2 separate regions of the Mus musculus genome follow, and region 2 is linked to region 1. A link is a loop called in an ENCODE intact Hi-C map of the cell type or tissue named here. Cell type or tissue: left cerebral cortex. All regions are shown on one strand.

Region 1 (8,000 bases):
AAGGCTATTTTTAGTAGTGGTGGATATGGAGTTTGAATTGGCTTCATTTATAACTAGGACAGGCTTCCCATGCTAGGCCTGGTTTACATTCAGTTGAGTTGTTGCCTAGGGGTCCCATGGAGATCCCCTTTGATGATATCCAGTTTGATGATAGGACAGAAGTTTGCCCTCTGAAAACTTTCATCCAGGCCCCATAGCTGAGAACAACTTCCACCCAGCTCAATGAATGTAGAGATGTCAAACTGATGTAGGCTTGGAGCCTTCACATCCACAGTCTAGTCTCTTTGGCATGAAAAGATGCTCTGTAGGCTACATAAAGAGAAACCTGGACACCAGTCCAACCCACAAAAACCTCTACCTACAATCTGTACTGCCTGCAAGATGTGCTCAGGCAATTGTGGGCAGAACATGTGGAAAGCCAAGCAATCTTTGGTTTAACTTGAGGCCCACTCCACAAGAGGAAGCCCATGACTAACAATGTTTGCATAGACAGAAAGTAGGGACTGGATAGCTCAGAGACATAGGGTAGAACCAAACACAACTAGTCTACCCAAAAAAAATATATATATCAATGAAATGATTCTAATGATATTCTGCTATGGTCACAGACTGGTGCCTTGCCCACTCACCATCAGAGAGGCTTCCTCTAGCAGGAGATGGGAAGAAATGGGCAAAGAAGCACAGAGAGACATTATATAGAGAGACTCTATATTGGATGTCTCCATTAGGTCCCTCCCTTTGGAACCCATAAAAAGTTGGAGAGGAAAGACTAGAAGTTAGAAGAGATGGAGGACACTAGGAGATCATGGTCTACTGAATCAACTAAGCAGAGCTCATATCTGCTTACAAAGACTGAACCAGTGAGCACAGTATCTGCAATGGGTCCTCTACTATCTGTTATGGCTGTAAGCTTGGTGTTTTGTGGGACTCTTAACAATGGGAGCAGTCTATCTCTGACTCTTTTGCCTGCCCTTGAGATTCCTTTCCTTCTGCTGGGTTGCCTTGTCCAGCCTCAATATGATGCCTTGTCTTACTGTATCTTGTTTTGTTTTATTTTCTTGTTGCCTCTTGGAGGCCTGCTCTTTTTTGAAAATAACTGGAGTGGGTCTGGGGAACAGGGGAGGTAGGGAGGGAACTTGGAGGAGAGTAAGGGGGAGGAATCTGTGGATGGGATGGACTGTGTGAGTGAAGAATCTATTTTCAATAATAAAGAATATGGTTACTTGGCAAAATGTCTCCACATTATGTTCTAAAAAAGAAGGAGCAAATATGACAAATTAGAAATCTGCATTCCTTTCCATACTCTGGCATAAACACATGTGTAGTCTCACTATATCATTTATACTGCATTCTCTCCATTCCTTAATCTTGCTTCATATAAAACAGATCCTGACAACCGCTGTGGCTCATATGACCTAGAAAACAGGAACTCCCAGCCTTTTAAGAAAATTAACTGATAGAACTAATCAAAATGTAAATCTATATGACTCTCTGACCAGAAATTCTATTTCTAGATAATTTATTTACTAGATTTGATGATACTTATACAAGACATATATCATAAAAATGATAAATGATTTGGCAGCCATGAACTGAAGATAGTTTGGATTGGTGTCAATATATTGTAGTAAGACAAATTAGGTAATTCATAATATAAATTGGCTTGTACCTTTGGAGAATTGCATAGGCCTATGTGACTTAATATGGAAAATATCTATGAAGAATTTATAAAGTAAAAATATAATTTGCAAAGAACTAATTTTCCATTTGCTATTAGTTGTGTGTGTTATGTATGTGTGTATGTGTGTGTGTATGTGTGTATGTGTGTGTGTGTGTGATGCTTGTAATAGTCAAGGGACAGTATAGAACAATATATCCCAAACTGACAGTAGATAAATCAAAATAAAGAGAGAAAATCATTACTCTTTCTCAAAATGTGTCTATCCTGTTTGTATGTACATTATATGAATACTTTACTTTTAGGAAACAATATTTACCCTCACTTTTATTATGAATAATTTTTAAATGCACGTAGCAAAAAATAAATGAATTTTACCATGTCAGATGTGTATATTTCACTTAGACTCTACCGTAGTGACATTTTACTACCTCTGTATGATATGTCAGTCCCTTTGTCTATTTTTTCTCTACCTCATTCCACTTTACTATTGACATGTCTCAAATCAAGTATTGCAAACACGAGCTCATTTCCTTACATATACTTTATTCTTCTTCATTAAAAAAATGACACTTTATCAGAAATTTAAATAAAATATATCCTGAAAATACATTCCATGGGAATTCTGGCCATGCCTCCACTCCCTAGGCATTGTGCAGCATATCCTTTTCCAAATCATAAACTCACAATAACTTTCTAAGTTTCAAGAAATAAAGGTCTCACTTCATGCTCAGAGTTTATAAAGGATCTTGGACATATTAGAAGAATTGTTTGTTTGGTTTTGTTGTTGTTGTTGTTGTTGTTAATGAATAAACACATCTCGGACTTCTGTCGTTAGCATACTTCGGTGGAAAGTGTGGAACAAAAACGAGGGAAGTTTTCTTGTTGCTTTGACAAAATATCTAACCAAAGGAAGGCAAGGAGAGTTTCCTTTGGGTCACAGTTCATTACAGTAACAGAAGATAACTGTATGGGGGAGGGGATTATGGAAAGAAGAGAGGTTGTTTATAAAGATGAGGGTGACATGAACTAGAGATTGAAAAGCATGTTCCAAAAAGAGGAAAGTGGGGAGTGGTCTTGTCAGAGTGGAGAAGAAGTAGTGGGAAGAGAAATGCAGAGACACAGCCCAAGCTCTGGAGAAAGCAGCTGCGTCTCCTGAAGAGCTCGAAGACTTCTCTACAGCAGTTAACCTTCTTAAAACCATTGTCCACTGACATAGTCTCAGGCCAAACTGATCTGGACAATTCCTTCTTGAGATTCCCTCCCCCAAGTAGTTGTAGATGGTAATTAGGACTGACAACCAAGAATGCATGCATCCTGGTGCTCAGCTTACATTTTTCTCCTTTAAATGTAGCCCAGGACATTAGGCTTAGGCGACGGTGTTCCTCAGTGGACAGGTCTTCCTACTTCAATTTTTATAATCAAGACAATTCCTATAGGAATGCCCATAGGCCAGTCTGATCTAGACAATTGTCCCTAGAGATTCTGTTCCTCAGTTGCCATAGACTGTGTCATGCTGACAATCAAAGAGAACTCTCAGAGCCTCTACGGTTGGTCACAGCTTCAAAAAATGATAGTGGTGGACTAAGGCAACAATGATGGCTCAAGGATCTGGGGCTCTGGTCACTGAGAATCTAGAGAGTTCAGCTGAAAAGCTGATTTTGCAGCTTGAGTGTGGTCAGGTTCAAACTAGATTATAAATATTGGAAGAATATACAACTGTTCATGATGCATACACCTTCCTTGGTGATTAATTCCTAAACAATAAAGTACAGCAACTATTTAAATAGCATTTATATGTAGATATATAGTAAGCAACATAGTTCATCTACAGAAGATTATACAGGAGGATACATCTAGATTAAATGCAAAGGCCATTCAACTTAATGTAAGGGACATCTGCAGTTTGGATTCTATGGGAGGTAAGGGGTAGGACTAGATCCAAACCCAGCAGAAACTAAGGCATGGGGTAATTTTATGGAGATCAATAAATATTATTTATAATTTACTATAATTTCCATTTTAAATCCTTACCCTTTTAAAACATAGAAAATATAAACTTAGTTGACCATTTACCCGTTTTTCTCCTGAAATGTGTAACAACCCACTCGGTGCTTTGCTGTGTCGAGAAGAACCATTAGTGAGATAGCTTTGGGCTCATTTTCAGAGCTCTTTCTAATTTGGAAGCTTTCTTGCTTCTCCTGAGTCAGATGCAGGGATGGAAGCTCTGCGTACTAGGAATGGCTGCTGAGCGTAATTGCCCTGCCCTGCTGTTTCCTCTTGCAGTCAACTCTCTTTTCTCAGCTTGCTCTTGGGCATCACTCATGGATCCTGGAGTTCTTTGTTCTCTGGAACTGGGATATGAAAGCTTTCACGTACCAGGCACATAGCTCCTGCTTCTGCTCTGGAGATACTGCTCCTCTTCCGTGGATGGCCTTTCAGATGACTTGCACACACTACTACACAGTGCTTGCTGCCGTTGCAATGACAGATCTTCCCCCATAGTCTTGGGCAGCTGAATACTTGGCTCCTAGTTGGCGTCATTATTTGGGAAGGTTTAGGTGGTACAGCTCTTGATGGAGGAAGTATGTCTCTAGGGGTGGACTTTAAGGTTAAAAATCCTTACCTGCTTAGAGTTTGCTATCTTTGCTTCAGGTTTGCTGTTCACAGTGTGAACTCTCAGCTTTCTGCTCCAGGTGCCATGGCTGCCACCTACTACCATGCTTCCCTGTGATTAGGAATCCTAACTTTCTAGAACTGTAAGCTAAAAGAAATTATATTATTATTAATTATTATTATTATTATTATTATTATTATTAAAGTGACCTTGATCATGGCATTTTCTCAAAGCGACGAAAAGGTTATGAAGTACTCTTCAAAACTGTGCCAAAAGATAGTTATTACTATTGCTAATTTATAATGCTTGAGTCACAGCCAGAGTCTGAGCTAGGACCAACCATGATATGTTTCATTCATACTAAGAATGAGCAAACTCTGGGTTATGGGAGTTTCTTTATCTGGGGACATGCAAGTATGATATATGTTTAAAAAGTTGTTTTAAAGGAAAAGTCAAAATGCTTCAGTGTATCATATACAGAAATGTGTTGGCTGGTCCCTGAGCCAGTTTCCAGAGTGTTGCTAAGTTCTAAAATAGGGATATAGCAGAGATCCAAAGTTAATGTGTAGGGAACAAAGAAAGTCCTGTCTGAGTGTGTACATAGTGGAAGAAGTTCTGTGTGACTGTGTATTGTTATTGTGTATAGCCATGTCAAGGACCCCAATGCCTCCAGCCCATGAGTATGGTGGCAAAGCCTTCCCTGGATAAAGCTCAGAGCAGTGACAAAGCCTTCTTACTGTCTAAATGTAACTGTTGAAAGTATAAGCTGCTTCCTTCTCCAAGAAAGAAGTTAGCTCTCCCGCAGAGCCCTCTTACCAAGATCAGCAAAGCCTGCTGAGCTGTATACAGCAAACTTGTCTCCCTCCCAGTTCAGATGTATACACTCTGAGTTTAAGAGTTGCTGCTGCATCTGGTTCCCTCCATCTGAGTGAGCACAGACTACCAGATCCCAGCTTTTCTGTGCATGTGTCAGTGTAGCTGTCCTTCCTTCACTCTCTTGTCGCCCCAGTCAGATTTCCAGACCAAGCCATTTAGAACACAGTAAGAATACATATTTCTCTATAATCTTCATAGAGAACTGATGTTCAAATTGCCAAATTTGCTGTGGTAATCAGTGATCCTTGTAAGCGAAGCAGCCACAGAGCCAAGTGTTGCTCCTATAACAGTTCGGGTGGTGATGCTAACAGTGGTGTCCTTGTAAAGGGAAGCATCTGTTGCTTCTATGGACTGGGCTTTGGCAATTGTTACCCTTGGTGCAGATATGGGTTCTCTCAAGCTTTAGGCACTGGCATCCTTAAGGCCTTTAAAGCCTTTGAGAGGGAGGAGTCTCCCAACAAAGCAAATGAAGATTGCAAACTCAGTCTTTGCTGCTGTGTATGTTATACATTTATTATTTCTCTGGGAGTAGTGTACAGCATAGATTAGCCCAGTTAGAAATCTGAGGCTCAGGGGGATCTATTGGATATGCACAGAATTTTATATGTCATGTGGGAGCTGAGATAGCATTTGACCACCCATGCTACCATCATCCTTATTTAAAACAACAGAGAAGATGCCATGATTGAAAAAAAAAAAGATGGCAATTATCAAAAATAATCAAGGCCATGTTTCAGGATAAATTCAAAGTCTGAAGAATGAGGGTATAGCTGGAGGAACTAATTAAAGAAATTTGGAAAATAAGATGTAGGAAAGTCATGCAAAGTATCTCAGAAAAGATTCTAAATGCATGCAATTAGATAATGAAAAAGCTAACTGAATCCACATGCAAAGTAATTAGTTTCAGAAAACATCTTGAATGAGTACAATAAGGGAAACAGAAAAGATAAAAGTAACTTTGAGATCAACTGAGGTGCATTGGTAAACCAGGTATTTCTTTTTCTCCCCCAGTCCTTGCTTGACATATATTATATCCTTGTTACCACAATCCCAGATCTTGAGCATTTCAGCATGTATTTGCTTCTGGAATAATCTAGGAATGACACATATATTTGCCAAAGCAAAGGATTCAAAGATGATTCACATGGCCTGTTTCTCATGTCATAACCTTGTGCTTACAGATTCCCACGAAAGTCAAGCCCTCGTGCTTGTGACCACAAACAAATAAAGTAAAAATAGCTATTCAGCATGATGTCCTAGAGAAAGAGGAAGTAGTATTTAGTAAAATCCCACCATAAGAACTGTTCATCATGGTCTCTGTGTTGTATTAGGATATGATACCAAGCAGTTTCGACACCCAGGGATAAGGGTATCATCGGTCCTTCTGTTTCTCTGGAGGTAAATATGATTGAGTAGTGAGGACACCTTCTCATGTACTGCTCCAATTTATGTCTGAAGTGTACATTTGGGCAGCAGAATGGTTTTGGTCATGGCCAAAACATGGAATAGTATACACGAATGCTTATATCTTGAGATTTGACAGGAAGAAAGGCATAATAAACCTCAAATATTTTCCCTTGTATGATTAGATTTTAGAATTACCAGTTGCCACCATTTTCTACAAACACAGGAAACTCATCAAATAAATACATCTATCTTAACATAAAATATATCCAATTTTTCTTGGGTAAGGATGCCTTGTTTACTTCCCACATCCATGGATGAGAATATTGTGAAACAAGTCCCTCTGGCAAGAAGAAGTACTGTGGTAAGTAGTTGCTTAAGCTGTTCAAACAGCCTTGCAACTTGGTCTGGGGTTGTTGGGTTTGTTGCTCATGGATGCTGACAAGATGTATCACTTAAATTTGTTCTAACTTTGAGCAAGCTGCTGTCCTCAGAGTCTTACTAGAAAGAGAACCACACAAAAGCATCTGTGGTTGTGGATTGGTACTGCATTTAACCTCCCAAGGACTAAATATTTTGAGAAATATTTAATTTACATTGTTAAAAACATTTATTTGCTCAATAGACTTTTATGTGAAATTATTACGTGTCAGATTCCATGCTACATAAGACTCATACGATGGAGCTAAAGGGATCTGCAACCCTATAGGTGGAACAACAATATGAACTAACCAGTACCCCCCCCCCCCCAGAGCTTGTGTTTCTAGCTGCATATGTATCAAAAGATGGCCTAGTTGGCCATCAGTGGAAAGAGAGGCCCATTGGTCATGCAAACTTCCTCAGTACAGGGGAACGCCAGGGCCAAGAAGTGGGAGTGGGTGGGTAGGGGAGTGGGGGGGTATGTGGGACTTTTGGGGTAGCATTGGAAATGTAAATGAAGGAAATACCTAATTTAAAAAAATCAAATCCAAGACTCATACGATGAATTCCCATACTTTGAAGTCTTCAGAATGTAATGGGAAGAGGTAGGTGCAAACTCGGCAAAAATAAATAATAAGATAAAATAAAGGACTCTTCCAAGAGTCCATAGACTGCCTAAACACCATAGAAAGTAGAGAGAATGTAAGTCCGCAGAATTTGTGTTTGAGTTGGGTGAGTTGAATTGATTTAATAACAGAAAGAACAGAAAGGTAAACTCTGTGTGTGTGTGTGTGTGTGTGTGTGTGTGTGTGTGTATGTATGTGGTGTGTATGTGTGTGTGTATGTGGTGTGTGTGTTTGTCTGTGTGGTGTGTGTGTGTGTGTGTGTGAGAGAGAGAGAGAGACCTTGTTCAGCAGTTAGTAAGAATCCTCAACCCCATCAGAACTGACAAATTGATGCTGAAAAACAGAATAATAAGTTGTCAATGAGCAAGGGCTGGCTACA
Region 2 (8,000 bases), 76 kb before region 1:
TAAAGCGCGTCTTTCATCTCTTGTCAGAATCACTTGGGAACTTGGATATTTGTAGCATGGCAGAGCACCTCGGACCTAGCTTATAAACATATTAAAATAAGAACCCTGGGGCTGGAGAGAAGGCTCGGTGGTTCAGGGTACTTGCTGTTCTTCCAGAGGTCCCTGTTTAATTTCCAGCACCCACACGGTGTGTCACGACAGTCTGTAGCTCCACCCACCGCCAGAGATTCAGCCCCTCTTCTGACCTCTGAAAGTACCAGGCACACATTAGGTACACAGATATACATGCAGACAAAAATCCCATACACTTAAAGATAAAATAATTCTTAAGTTTAAAAACAAGAAAATATGCTCCCCAAGGATGCTTGGCCCCCTGGAGTTGGGAGTGAGACCTGGAACTTGGTGAATTCCAGTTGTGACTTGCAGCCCAGGCATTTCAGCGTAGTCTGGGAACTCAGCACAACAAATTCCCAGTTCAGTCTCAGACTGGCTTTAGACACTTGGAGGTGGGGCCCACCAGCATGGACTCCTCGGGGGCTACCAGTGTCTGTAGGCTTAGTAAAGACTGCAAACTGTTCCAGGCCATCTCATCTTTCTTTCGGGTCATTTTTATGTTTTCCGAATTATATTGCTCCTTGTGTAATTGAATATAAAGAGAACATTTCCAAATGCTTTGCTTTAAAAATGGTCTTGCAACATAAGGGGTGCCCTGACGCCATTTGAAAATGAATTTGTGCTTTGCAAATGGAAACAAGAAAAATAACTTTCGAGTTCGCAGACCTTCTAAAAGGATATTCGGGACTGCAAGGAATTCCTACGTTATTTTTTCAGATGGTGAATTTGGTCAAACGGGAATGGTCAAATTCAGACATTTCCTGTGCCAAGCCTGGCCAAACCTGAACTGGCATGGTATTAAAATCACCTGCTGTGCCAGGAAAATGGGGTCCTACTTGGAGGGGGAGGATGGCTCTAAATGCTCAGAACACGGGCATCTGGTTTCCTAGGCCCTAAAGGTGGTGCAATCTGCTAAGGACTTGATGGACCTTTGACCTCATGAGCTCCATGGTGATGGGACTCATTGCTAAGTGAATTGGGATGAGTGTCAGACAGTTGTTAAGTATACTTAAGATGGTGGGGAACAGAAGATTGGCTGTGAGCTTCAGTGTCACAGAAGATAGGATCTATTTAAAAACATACCAGTGTGCAACCAGTTATAAACACTTTTCTCCAGATCTTTGAAGACTATAGTCATCTTCTTCTTTATAAGCTGGGATATTTCTTGTTCTGTGTTAATCAGCTGGGGTTGGGATTTCTACCAGAAAATATACTTAAGATTGTTAGCAAGGAGAAATGAGGTGCCCACTTTCCTAGTTTTGAGCATTTTTGGAGAAGACCTGAGAGTGAGTGTGTGACTCCCTCCTAATGAGTAGGTGTGAAATACTTTCTTCACCCGGAAATCTTACTCATTTTTGTCTTGCTTTAAAGCCAAGGATCATGTGTGGGAAGTCACTATGCAAGCATACCTCATAGGGTGTTGGCGGAGAGCTAGTCATAGATATATTTGCATCCTGTGAACTAGAGGGAGAGGAGATAGGTATAGATAGGCAAGCAACACCTTAAACTTCCTAACTAGGTCAAGTGGAATTAGAGATTCACAGGGTTGGGAGGAAATTGCAGAAAGCAGAGAGTGCTTTCAAGCCATGATGCATCTCTGATCACAGGAAAAATTTCATTGCCGCAGTTAAATGTGCCTTTGTAGCAGGATGAACATCGAATCAAGAACTTACATTCCTATTAATTATCAATTAAATGGTCTTAAAAATTTTAAAGAAGCATCTAATGGTTGCTGCACATTACTACTGGCCAACAGGATAATACTTATGTATTAGGATTTATGATACTTGGGTAGGCCAGTAGTGATTACCTTTTTAAATATTTAGTACTTTGACATTTTCAATCATGCATATATTTCATTCTTGCTACCCTCTACCCTCTCTTACCTCCCAAACCTACTAGCAAGCCTCACCGCTCTTCCCTACCTGTAATCTTTGCAGGCTTCAGTGTTCCTGAAGTCTGATAAATGTGAAGGAAAACTAGGTATGAGTTTGGTGTAAGACATATTGTTCTAAATGCAGAAGACTCACTTTTCTGTTCTACTGATAGGATTTCTAAAAATCAATTGGGTTGTCTATTGAATACATTGTTCTCTTAGAAGGCCACATGCTAATAAAATTTGACCCTAATTATATATCATATTTTTCTTCTCACAGAACTTAGCAAATATGCTCTTAGTGGTGGGTTCTGACATGCACATATGAACTCATTAATTTCACTTAAAATATAGACACAGAGACAAACTTAAAAATTTTTTCTTATTGATTTTCTGTGAATTTCACACCATGTGCCCCAATCCCACTCATCTCCCCATCTCTTTGTATCTGCCCTCCACCCCTGAGATCTCCTCCCTACCAAAGAAAATAAAGTAAGATAGAATAAAACAAGCAAACAAGCAAGCAAACAAACAGCAACAAATCTTGTTGTGGAATCTGTCATGTGTCATCGTGTGTCCCAAAGTGTACCCCTTTGTCCACACATCTTTACTTACAGATGTTTGCTACAATGAGGCATTGGATTGGTTCCAGGCCTCTGGCATCTGCTACACTCTTAGTACCTGATCCTCACTGGGACTCTTCTCAGATATCCTTTTGTTGTTGCCTGTGTCATGGAGATCCTGCAGCTTTGGATCTGTAGGACTGGCCCTTTTGTAAGCTCCAGCAGTTCATAGATGGGGTAAAAGTGGGCCAACTCAAAACCCTGAATCTGTGTGGTAGCTGGGTTGATCGGCCCATCAACTCTCCTACACCCTCATCACCAAGACAAGCTCTCCAGCACTGCCTCAGATAGCTCACCCTGGTGGCAGGGGCATAGGTGAGCTCGACCTGAGAGAATGAACGTGGGAGAGCTGGCTTTTCCCCTCATCTGCTGTGGGGTGAGTTGGGGTGGGCAAGAAAGAGAGATGCTCTCTGTACTTGGCCTTCGCCATTTGCAGCAAGTGGGAGAGCTGCCTCTAAGGTCATGAGAGTCAGAGAGTTGGCCCTGCTCCTTGCTGAGTGCAGCATTAGAAACAGGCTTTTAAGAATATTTTTATTTATTCTTGAAAATCTTAAGCATTTGGTATGAGGTACATCACAATCTCCTTCCCAACTGTAGTTATTATAACAAGTAGATTATTATAAAAAGTGAAAGGAAAATCTCCCTAGAAGGATGCAAAGTAAAGTCATACCTTTTTTATGATCTTGGACAAATTATATTTTGATTTTAGTTACCTTCTTAGGCTTCTTATTGACTTATTTCTGGTATTTTTATTTAGAGATTAGAACTACAGTCTTAATTTCTGATAACTCTCTTGAGTTACAATATATCTTTTTTTAGAACAATACAAGAAGGGTATAATTTTAAATTTATCCTTTTATATATAGTTTGGTTTTTAATATATCTCTTTATACTATTAACCCCACAATACATTATTAATTTCATCAATTTAAAGAGAAAAATTAATACTTTAAATTTGCACTATTTATTTATTTGTTTATTTATTTATTTGGGTAGGGTGTCCTTCCTTTCCAAAGAAGCAAGGAAACAATTTCCCTTGACCCCAGAGTTTTTCTTATACCAAGGATCTGCTGGTAATGAATTGCTTTGGAATCCATCTGAAAGTATCTTCTTTTCAATTCTTTCATTTAAAAATTGAATAACATTTTGCCAAGTGTAGAATTCTATGTTGGCTTTGTGTAATATAATAGAACTTTAAGACAGGAATCCTTTCCTTTTTTTTTTAACAAGTGATGTTTGTGATGAGAAGTCAGCTTTAATTGGTTGGTCCTCTGACTTTGAGTCACCTTTTCATCTGGTTTAAGGTTTTCTATTTATTTTTTTCCTTTTTCAGGAAAGTATTGTAAAACTTGTTGCCTAAGTAGGATTTTCTTTCTGCTTAATATCCATGGGGTTCTCTGAGTTTGTTTGACTTGTGGCTTCAACTCTTTCATTGATTTTTTGAAAGGAACGACAAAAACAACAAAAAGTTCTGCCTTGTTTCTTCATAGAACTCCACTGGCCAACGTTGTTTCTTCTCTCTACTCGTGACGCTGAGTCCACAGACATGAGATGTTTCCTGTAGGTCTGCTGGTCCTGGGTCTCTCTTGTCTCTCTCTTCCAAACTCATTGGTGGGGATTGTCTGTACTGATCTGTTGATGGTATCTCCGATTCTTTTTCTGGTTTTAGTAATTTACCACCCTCCCCTGAGAAAAAGCTACTTAATTACTTAAAATGTTACAGCTTTTACTTCAGGACTCTCCTTTGGTTATTTTTTAAAGATATATTTATTTATTTTATTTATATGAGTACACTGTAGCTGTCTTCAGACTCACCAGAAGAGGGCATCAGATCCCATTACAGATGGTTGTGAGCCACCACGTGGTTGCTGGGAATTAAACTCAGGATCTCTGGAAGAGCAGTCAGTGCTCTTAACCGCTGAACCATCTCTCCAGTCCCTCCTGTGGTAATTTTTATGTCTTTATTTTTTCTTAATGAAAATGTTCTTGTCTCACTTTTATTTTCTTCGTAAACTATGTTGATGACCTAAATAATTTAGAAAAATACTTCCAGAATTATTCTTCTGTTTTGCTGGAATCAGTCCTAGGGCTCAATTCTCTTCTTTAGAAATAACTTTAAAAGCTGGATTTTAAAGGAGTTTTTTTGTTAGCAGTTTCAGTTCCAAAGTTTTATTCCCTGGATGGTGGGTTGTGACAGTGTCATTATCCATCACTGCCTATCTATGTGACACTTTCCATTTGTTCTGGAGGAATAAAATGAATTTAACCTTGAAGAGCCATAATGATGCATGGTTTCAGTCCCAGAACTTGGTAGCCTATGGTAGAAAAAGAGAGTTTAGGGCTAACCTGGGATACATAAGGAATTCCAGGCACAGAATTTAAACTTGACTCTAAAATTTAAGAACAACTGAAATCTCTATAATTAGCACTGAAGTACTTCAGGGGAAGTAAAATAATATTTGAAGTAGTTACTGAGATGATACCAGCTGATAAGTTTCATTTATAGATACGATATCGGGATCCCAAGGGTGATCCTTCTTAATCTACCAGTAAAATACATAAACCATCCTTGTGCTCCGCGTGACATTGACACTCCCAGACTCTTGAGTTACTGCAACTGAGAGGATATCTGTCTTCTCCCCAGTACCACTAGTTTGGAAGATTTGGAAACTACATCATCGTTCACATCTTTAAAAAACTCTTCTTTTTTAGATTAAAAACTCGCTGTTGTTTCCAGCAAGACTGTACAATGAAACCATTGACTAATATCTGCATTCTCTGCAGAGCCAGAGAATGAGAAATCATAACGGAGCTCGCAAATTCCACTTAGTTCCTTTTGCATTATTTAATTATCTTCTGGGCTTTAGTACTCTGGCCAACAATTGTTGTCCCACTCTGAGTCAAAGTCATTCATAGTCTAAGAGGGAAATGTCTCTGACATTTCTACATCTTGCCAAGTCACGACAAAGCCATCTCTGGACAAGAGCAGCTGAAATTACTGTGAATTCTCAGTAGAAGAGAGGGCTCGCTCCCACTTTGGTTTATCGCGGTAGCAGCTTTATTTTTCCGTGCCCTTTCTTGATTTCTATAAATCAACTCTGAATAAAGACTATAGTTTGGTGTTTCCCATGGGTTTGATGCATAGATAAGTAGAACACACAAAGATGTAAACAGAAAACCTGGGAATGAGACTCAGGGATGGAAGTACCCAACCTCTCCCCTCCAAGTTCTACCACACCTTAAGACCAAGCTGCAGATTACCTGGCCAAGATGGAAGACTAACATTAAGGAAAGGTCAATAAATATACACAGCCTGAACTAACTGAATGTGTTCCTGCACTACAATTCTAGCTTGATTTCTTTTTCTTTTCTTCAGTTTGATCTCTCTCCCTTCCTCTCTTTCTCCCTTTCCCCTCTCCCTCCCTCTCTCCCTTCCCCTCTTCTCTTCTCCCCTCTCCCCTCCTCCTCTTCCTCCCCCTTTCCTCCTTCCCCTCTCCCATCTCCTCTCCTCCTTTCCCTCTCCTCCTTCCTCTCTTCCTCCCCCTCTCCTTTCCCTCTCCCTTTCCCTCTCTCCCTCTCCCTCCCCTTTCCCTTCTCCCCCTTTCCCCTCCCCTTCCCCCCCCCCCCCGTCATAAAAGCTTTATTCAAAACTGGTAGATCTTACAAGCATGCCATTAATCTCCAAATGCCAGTCCCAGGCAGCAAAGCCCAAAGACATTTGCCAAGGCATCAGTCAGCAGCACAGACTGCATATATCCATTTGGATCCCAGCCATCATCACTGGCCTGCGGTAGCAGTGTGGACCACAAACACCAGTATGGCCTCGGCCGGCATGGTGGACAACTGCGGTGCTACAAGGAGGTCCGATCCAGAAAGTGAACCTTTGCCAGGAGGATCCTGCCCAGGCAGCATGTTTGGGACCTAGTCTGTGTCTGCACAAGCTCCAGGCTGCTGCACTTCATTCCAGCGACACTACTGGACAATGATAGCATTTTGACCTCAATCTTCTCTCATCTGTCACCTTCATCATGTCTCCAGTTTCCTTTCTCTCTGCATCACACACACACACACTGCTCTGTTTTTCTATTGTTCCTACCCATCCATCACGTATTTAATTATCATATTGGTGCCTGCTGCCCAGAGCCATGAGGTAGAGGCAGCCCAGGTGCCTTTCTCCTGGCCACACCATGAGATGCTGGGTGGGCCCCTTCCAATCTCATTTCTGCTCAGTGATTATCAACTGCAGTATTGCCCATACTTGAAAATAGGAAAGTTTTCAGACATTAAGCAAAGAAATCTTTGGAGGTGATGCAGTGATATCTGTAACTGTTTAAGAATACATAGACTTGGGCCACGATGACTAAGGAAACTATAGCCATTGTCCTTAGCTTTGTGTTCCAGTGCAGTTTATCATCTTTTTGGGGCTTCTGTGATACTCTAGACATAAGCTTTAAAATAAAGCACAAAGTTCCCCGCCCACAACGAGGGAATCTGAATACATCGTAGTTGTAAGCCATTGCAAACATTTCATGTTTTAAATATTCTGAACTTGGGCAACTAATCACTGTTCCTAACTATTGTAAAATAGTTATATTAAGATCTGAAGAATAACTGTCATTTTCAAATTAATACGTTTGATGTATAAGGCTTAGAGATATCAAGAGGAGCAGAAGAATATAATAAACTTTGAAGTTATCTTTTTGTATTTGTTGCTTAAATAGATTCTAAGGGCTGGATTCATGTACTGCTCTTGCAGCCAACCCCAGTTCACTTCCTATCACCCACATAGGGCAGCTCACAACTGCCTGGGACTCCAACTCTGGAGGTCCATCACCTACTACTGGCCTCTGCCTACTACCAAGCTCACATGCACACACCCATATGCTTACATGCATGTATACACACAATGATAAATAAAATCTTAAAAAGAGATTTGAAGTCTTAAGACATTTTCTCTTTTCTCTTACTGGCTTTTAAAAAAGAAAGCACCTTAGCAAAATGGTACCTCTTGAAAAAGATAGTCTCTTCATTGAGTACTTAGGACGAATGCCCAGATGGGCACACGCTATTTTAAAATTACTCCAGAAATACTATTAATGCCTTCTGATTTGCAGCAGAAGAAACTGAAATTTAGCAATCCTTCCAATAGTCCATGTGCAAGTGGACTGGAAGCTGAGACGTACTTTGGAACTCCCATGCAGGTACATGAGAAACCCAGGGGCAAATGGGGGTGACTTTGCATTTTTCATTGCTCTGGACACTTGCTTCCATCACTGATCCCAGAAGTCATTTAATTAAACATTAAAAGTATTAGACTTCATTAACATTTATTTATTGACTTAAGAAAGGAATTTCCTCTATACAGCACATTGAACTTAAATCCCCAG

The links. Hi-C counts contacts between places; a loop is a spot of excess contacts. Peaks named below come from ENCODE experiments on the same cell type or tissue, not always from the same donor. Only the 100,000 strongest peaks of a DNase experiment are listed, where the experiment ranks them.
Region 2: it touches region 1 in a loop (2.9-fold over the local background); 2 of 42 quality-filtered maps call a loop at or near these places.

What each region holds. Positions count from the first base shown.
Region 1 is chr2:51,375,260-51,383,259 of GRCm38, reverse strand. No RefSeq gene overlaps it. Among named protein-coding and RNA genes, the nearest start is that of 1700057H21Rik, 59 kb to the left of the region's middle. In left cerebral cortex, no CTCF peak of the experiment used is centred here; a DNase peak (open chromatin) is centred at 4,001.
Region 2 is chr2:51,451,445-51,459,444 of GRCm38, reverse strand. No RefSeq gene overlaps it. Among named protein-coding and RNA genes, the nearest start is that of Gm32434, 17 kb to the right of the region's middle. In left cerebral cortex, a CTCF peak has its summit at 4,445 (motif pointing right); DNase peaks (open chromatin) are centred at 504, 692 and 1,519; H3K27ac peaks cover 1,798 bases.